2 separate regions of the Homo sapiens genome follow, and region 1 is linked to region 2. The links are chromatin contacts, found by Hi-C or POLR2A ChIA-PET in ENCODE. All regions are on one chromosome and are shown on one strand. The core of a region is the stretch at or near the end of the contact, and the rest is flanking DNA. Distances in the headings are between cores, read along the strand shown. Region 1 overlaps ATP6V1E2 (ATPase H+ transporting V1 subunit E2). Region 2 overlaps PRKCE (protein kinase C epsilon).

Region 1 (3,115 bases), core at 601-3,100, 450 kb after region 2:
CTGCCTCGGGAACTTTATTTTGTATTTCTTGTATTGAAGATCTTCTGGTTTAAAAAAAACTTTAAGCCTTTTGTTGTCTGACAAACATTTATTTTACCTTCAATTTTACAGAATATTTCTGGTGGATATAGAATTCTAGATTGACAGTGCTTTCTTTTTCTTTTATCACTTTAAAGACGCGATTTCATTAAGTTCTAGTTTGCATTATTTCTGAAGAGAAGTCTGCAATTATATCTGTCTTTGTTCCCTGTATAAAATGTGTCTTTTTTTCTCTTTCTGCTTTTAATTTTTTTCTACTTATTACTGGTTTTCAGTGATTTAATTACAAAGTGCCTCGCTTGATATGGTTTGCTTTGTTTTTCTCCTACTTTGGATTTGTTGAGCTTCTTGGCGCTATACGTTTACAATTTTCATGAAATTTGGGACTTGTTTTTGGCCTTCAAATCATCACCGTTAATCCTTTTCGAGGACTCCAGTTTTTAATATCATCTTAAGGTGACTGAGGCTCTGTGTTTCTGTGTTTCTTTTGTTTCCTTTCTCTCTGCTTTAATTGGGACAGTTTCTATTGCTATGTCTTCAGTGTCACAGATATTTCATTCCACAATGTCTAACCTACTGTTAAGTTCAGCCACTGAATTATTCATTACAGGTGTTGTATTTTTTAGCTCCAGAAGTTCCATTTGGTTATTTTCTATATCTTCCAGTTTTTTCTTCACTATGTTCATGTTTTCCTTTAAATCCTTGTTTTATTTTAATTTTTTAAGTCCTTGTCTGCTAACGTTATTATCTCTGTCATTTTGGGGTTTGTTTCTATTAAATGATTTTTCTCCTGATTTTGGGTTCTATTTGCCTACTTATTTGCATATCTAGTATTTTTAACATTCTGAATTTAATGTTGTTAAATGTCTGTATTTTGTTGTTTTAAAAATGGTAAAATTTGTTTTGGCTGGCAGTTACGGTAGTAGCGGATGAACTTCCTCTTTTTGAGGCTGCTTTCTAAACCTTGTTGGAGGAAGTCTAGAGTTACCTCACTTTTCGGCTTAGTTAGCCCTTCTCCTAATGCCTTACCCTTTTGGGATTTCTACTGAATTCCCTGGACAGTCAGCAAGGTTTCTTCACATTGGCGAGTTGAAACTCAAACATTGCCCAGTGAGCCCTGGGAACCAATCAGCTCACAGCTCCGCAGTAGTTCTTTGCATCGCACTGTGAAGTTTCACCTTATGCATGTGCAGCTTAGTATTCAGCAACAGATTCACAGGGATTCCAGGAGCCTGTTTTGCTGTTATATTCTCTCCTTTCTGATACTCTGCCTTGAAAAGTCTGCTCAACTATCTCCTCAACTCAGCAAGACCACTATGCTCTGCTTGGGTTCCCCCTCATTGTGCTGCAATTTAGACAGCATTTTTCAGCAGAAAGTTAGAGTGATAGGGTTTGCCCCATTTGTTCCCTACTTTCAGGAATCACGGTGCTGTGCTACATGCTGTTCAATGTCTGAAAAGAGAGGTTTCATATATTCTGTTCAATTTTAAAGTTGCTCACATTAGAAAGGTACAGCCAATACCAGTTATTTGGGTATGGTAGAGGTGGAAATCTCTACTCCCTCTACATGAAGCACATTAATAAAGTGATCTGCTTCTCCAGTCTCTTCTCAGGAGCCTGGGTTGCAAGCAACAGAAGCTGTTTGTGGCTGATTAAACAGAAAGAAATCTTAAAAGGATCACAGGCAGGTCACAGGATTTAGAAAGGCTAGAGAAGCTGCTCAAGATAGAAACAGTGTCCGACACATGACTCAGGAACTAATTTGATGAGAAAACCACTTTCAATACCATTGCTTTCACCAAACCCTAGACAACTCATGTGTACAGTTGTCACTTCTGAACCAGGAACTCAATTATACCACAACCAACACCACTGCCTGCCCTGATGTGCCACTTCCTGGGTCAGGAACTGAACTGTGTACCCACCACTAAAGCTGCAGCCTCCAGAGACAATGTGCCCTGTATTTAACTCTGGCTACACTAGCTTTTAAGTCTGACAAGGAAAGCAAGAGTCTGTAATTTCAGCTTCTATAAGGAAGGGATATTCTTTTCTTCCCACCAAGGCTCACCATGTAGAAGATTCTTCAAACCCAAAATGTGGTTCTGATGTCCAGTGGCCAAAACATCCACTATGGAAGAACAACTCTGTGTGAGTCTTGGGATGGTTTTCTGGCACTCTTGGTTCTGAAACATAAAATAAAATCATTAATTTCATTTTTGGAGGAGGGATCTGTGATCTAGCCTCCTTTGGAGCCTATGAGAGGAGACCACTCCTAAATCATATGAGTATTCCATACCAGCAACCTCTAAGGAAATGTCCTTTCCTATAGTTCAGCAATGGGTGGTGATGCCATCAGTCACAATGACTAGTCTCCTGACCTTAGGTTGCAGCAGAAAACAGTTAGAAATGAAAATGGCAAAACATTAAGAGCGCTTGAGCCGAAGTTCTCAGAGGCTGGGCCATTCTTCTGAGTTTCTGGTATGTAATCAACTAGAAAAAGAGATCTATGTACATTCTAACTGGGAATGAAAACCAGGCAAACCAATCCTACTGGATTTATTTATCAGCGTGATCATTAGGAACCAGTGACCTTTAAGAAATTGCTGTGGTGTTTAACTCATTGCAGTGTACCTACACTGGAGTGCAAAGAGAAGAGGGTGCCAATGGGAGGTTTTAGTGGCAGGGAGAAAAATAGGGATAGGGGTAGGTAGGGCATGTGGCAGGATGCTGCAGGGAAGGCCAACAGGCACCCTGGGGAGTGAAGAGGCTGCAGTGTGAGGATTCTGGGCATTGTGGTGGGAAGAAGCATAACATAACAGCAGGGCAGCACCAGTGTTAAAGAATGCCCATCATTTTATCTCCTTACCAGTGACTTCTAAGAAGATGGTTCACAGAGGGAGAAGAATACAGGCCAAAATTAGGGATTCAGTCAGTATGGACTCCTGTATTGACAATCCACCTGAAATTTGGAACAAATCACAGATTAGATTTGGAGCCATCTCATCTTCCTCTCCTCTTAACATTTGCCTCTCTCCTAAACTTCTTTTTTTTTTTTTTGAGACAGTGTCTTGCTCTG
Region 2 (3,329 bases), core at 189-2,688:
TGTAGCACGTCACAGGGGGATCTGACCTTGTCAGAGAAGTCAGGGGCAGCTTCCTGGGAGAAAAGATGGTTGTGCTGAGATCTGAAGGGTGAGGAGGGGAGAGAAGAAAACGTTCCAGGCAGAAAGAACAGTGTGAGTAAAGCCCTGGGGCAGAGGGAACAAGCGACAGCTGGAAAGGAGAAGACTGAGAAGATCACACAGACTTTGAAGCATATTAGAGAGTTTTCCGTTTATTCCTAGAGTAACAGGGAGACTTTAATAGAATCAAGCTATAGAGGCTGGGCACGGTGGCTCATGCTTGTAATCCCAGCATTCTGGGAGGCCAAGGTGAGTGGATCACTTGAAGTCAGGAGTTTGAGACCAGCCTGGGCAGCATGGCAAAACCCCATCTCTACTAAAAATACAAAAAATAGCTGGGCATGGTGGCATTTGCCTTACTCCCAGCTACTCGGGAGGCTGAGGCAGGAGAATCACTTGAACCTGGGAGGCGAGGTTGCAGTGAGCCAAGATCACACCATTACACTCCAGCCTGGGTGACAGAGCAAGACTCTCAAAAAAACTAAGCAGTGGACTTAGAGGAGGAAGCGGGGTGGGTTACAAGCAGATTTCTGTTTCGGCAAGGTCCCTCTACCTGGAGCGTGACCAGCATTTGCAATAAATGTGGGGAGCATCAGAAGCAAGGCATCTGCAAGAATCTAGACAAGGGATGATAGTTGCTTGGGCCATAATGGTGGGCATGATGGTGGTAGAGAGAGAGAGAAATGGACAAGTATACAGGGAAAAAGGTACAAAATGCAAAGATACGATAAGTAAATATGACAGGACTTGGTGAGGGCTGAGGGAGAGAGAGGTATTAAATGACTAAGGTTTCTGAAGGGTGAAGCTTTGCCCCGAGACCTAGAGAACTAGTTCATTGGGGTAGATCGTGAAGTCAATTTTGGACATATTGGGCTTGAGTGCCTTTGGGGCATCTGGATGGAGATGTCAGAACCGCAGTTGGATGAGTGGTCCGGAGCTTGTGAGTCATCTGCATAGAGGTGCCTTGGAAACTGGGCGTGGACAAGATCCTCAGCAAGCACTCAGTGAGGATGGGGAGCATCTGGAGCCCAGCCTCGTGGGATTCCAACACTTAACAGCTGGGAAGAGGCGAAGCCCATGAGAGAGGCAGAGAAAACCCTGCCAGAAATTTAGGGGGGAAGCCTGAAAGCCAAGGGAAACAAGTGTGTGTTGAAAGAGGATGTGGTCAGGGAAGAAAGCTGCAGAGAGGTCAAAGAAAATGAAGACTTACGATAATAACTGCTGGAATAGCATCTATAGCAACAGTCATAGCCAATCTTCATTTTGAGACAGGCATTTTAACATATAATTTAACCTTCATGAGAATTCTGTAAGGCAGCTTCTATTACTCAATCATCCTGATTTTTTTTTGAGACGGAGTTTCTCTCTGTCACCCAGGCTGGAGTGCAGTGGCGCAATCTCAGCTCACTGCAACTTCCACCTCCCGAGCTCAAATGATTCTCTTTCATGCCTCAGCCTCCTGAGTAGCTGGGATTACAGGCATGCGCCACCATGCCCAGCTAATTTTGTATTTTTTGTATAGACAGGGTTTCGCCATGTTGGCCAGGTTGATCTCGATCTCCTGGCCTCAAGTGATCTGCCTACCTCAGTCTCCCAAAGTTCTGGGATTACAGGCATGAGCCACTACGCCCGGCCCATCCTCATTTTTACAGATCAGAAAACTGAGCACAGAGAGCCAAAGGCATTTGCCTGAGTCATTTGCAGCCAGTGAGTGATAAAACCGATATGGGAAGGCCTCTTTCTCATCCCACAGCCCCTACTCTTAAAAACTGTGTCCAGTGTTGGTAGAATAAAAAGCATCCAGGGAGGATGATGGGGAGGGGAGATTTTTTCCCCTTCAGAGATTTGGAGTCTCCTAAACACAGTCAAGGAAATACTCCATTGTTGCTAAAGTCCGAGTCCAGGGCTGGTGACTGTGGAATGGGCACTTCAGTGGCTGTTTCAGGTGGTGTGGTTCAGTGTTCAGTGAATGATCCAGCTGTACTTCCCATGTGAAAGGCTTATCCTGGTGCTGCAGGGCAGAGGCTGTCAGAGTGTTGTCCCTGGCCTGCCAGCATTGCCCGGAAACTTGTTAGAGGATTCAGATTTTCAGACTCCGCCCCAGATCTTCTGAACCAGATATCTGAGTTGGGGGGCTCAGGAATCCATGTCCTAACAAGCTTCCATGTGATTCTAATGCACAAGTTTAAGAGTCTTTGTTCTTGGAAGGAATCCTTGAAATGACAAAAAAGGAGACCAGAATAATGTATAATCCTTATATTGCACAGATGCAAGATACCTAGGCAGAAACCAGATGGAGGAGAGTCAGTGCTTCTCAACCCTGGCCGCACATGGGAATCACCTGAGGAGCTTTCACAATTACTAAGGCCAGGCCCCCACCCTCAGAAATTCTGATTCCAGTGGTCTGGGGTTGGCGAGAGCATTTAATTTTTGAAATGAGGATTTGAGTGGAGAATGGATGATTGAATAAACAGTGGGCAAGGCAGCCCATGTACTTCTGATTACAAAATTGTACTCTGGGGAGAAAACGAGGTAGGCTTTGAAGGCGAAGGGCAAAGTAAATGGAAGAAAAGCTGGACTTAGGCCCTTTGTGAATACCGGTAAAGATGGAATAATTCTGGAGACTGGAGTGGGGGTGAAGGTAGTTTGAATTAGTAACAATTCTTAACTATGGACTTTATTTTCAAAGAGATGTCAATAGTAAGATAGATATGCTTTGTAAATAAAGAAGCTCATTGGTAAATGTTACTGAGACCTAATGGAAAATAATATGCTAACATCCTCCTGGAAGCTTCACTTAGACTATACCTATGTGTTAAAAATGTGAGCCGGGCACGGTGGCTCATGCCTATAATCCCAGCACTTTGGGAGGCCAAGGCGGGTGGATCACGAGGTCAGGAGATCAAGACCATCCTGGCCAACATGGTGAAACGCCATCTCTACTAAAAATAAAAAAATTAACTGGGCATGGTGGTGTGTGTCTGTAATCCCAGCTACTCAGGAGTCTGAGGCAGGAGAATCGCTTGAACCAGGGAGTCAGAAGTTGCAGTGAGCTGAGATCGCACCACTGCACTCCAGCCTAGCAACAGAGCGAGACTCCATCAAAAAAAAAAAAAAAAAAAAAAGAATGTGCTCTGCCTCTCTGGCCTTTTAAACCTCACCATTTACTTCGCTAACCTTCCTCTACAACTGATCTGGTCAGTTTACTGGCCCCTAAACTTGCTCACTCCGTTCCCATGTCCTGGCATTGG

The links. A loop is a pair of places that touch in the nucleus more often than their neighbours do. ChIA-PET counts read pairs that join two places held with the same protein, here RNA polymerase II (POLR2A). Pooled maps may share reads with other maps.
Region 1: a pooled map shows a loop between it and region 2 (3-fold over the local background). The contact joins two enhancer-like sites. A Hi-C loop is called at or near these places in 2 of 50 pooled maps. POLR2A ChIA-PET finds 5 or more read pairs at or near these places in 3 of 52 experiments (GM12878, HEK293 and MCF 10A).

The regions. Positions count from the first base shown.
Region 1 is chr2:46,533,706-46,536,820 of GRCh38, forward strand. ATP6V1E2 (ATPase H+ transporting V1 subunit E2) reads right to left here. Exons shown (of 5, transcript NM_001318063.2): 3 at 2,906-2,998; 4 at 2,108-2,222. Among named protein-coding and RNA genes, the nearest start is that of RHOQ, 7.2 kb to the right of the region's middle. Within about 2 kb of position 1,851, at least 7 of the 41 ENCODE cell types and tissues checked have a DNase peak (open chromatin) inside an H3K27ac peak, as active enhancers do.
Region 2 is chr2:46,081,538-46,084,866 of GRCh38, forward strand. The region is part of intron 10 of PRKCE (protein kinase C epsilon); the gene reads left to right. Among named protein-coding and RNA genes, the nearest start is that of EPAS1, 210 kb to the right of the region's middle. Within about 2 kb of position 1,439, at least 3 of the 41 ENCODE cell types and tissues checked have a DNase peak (open chromatin) inside an H3K27ac peak, as active enhancers do.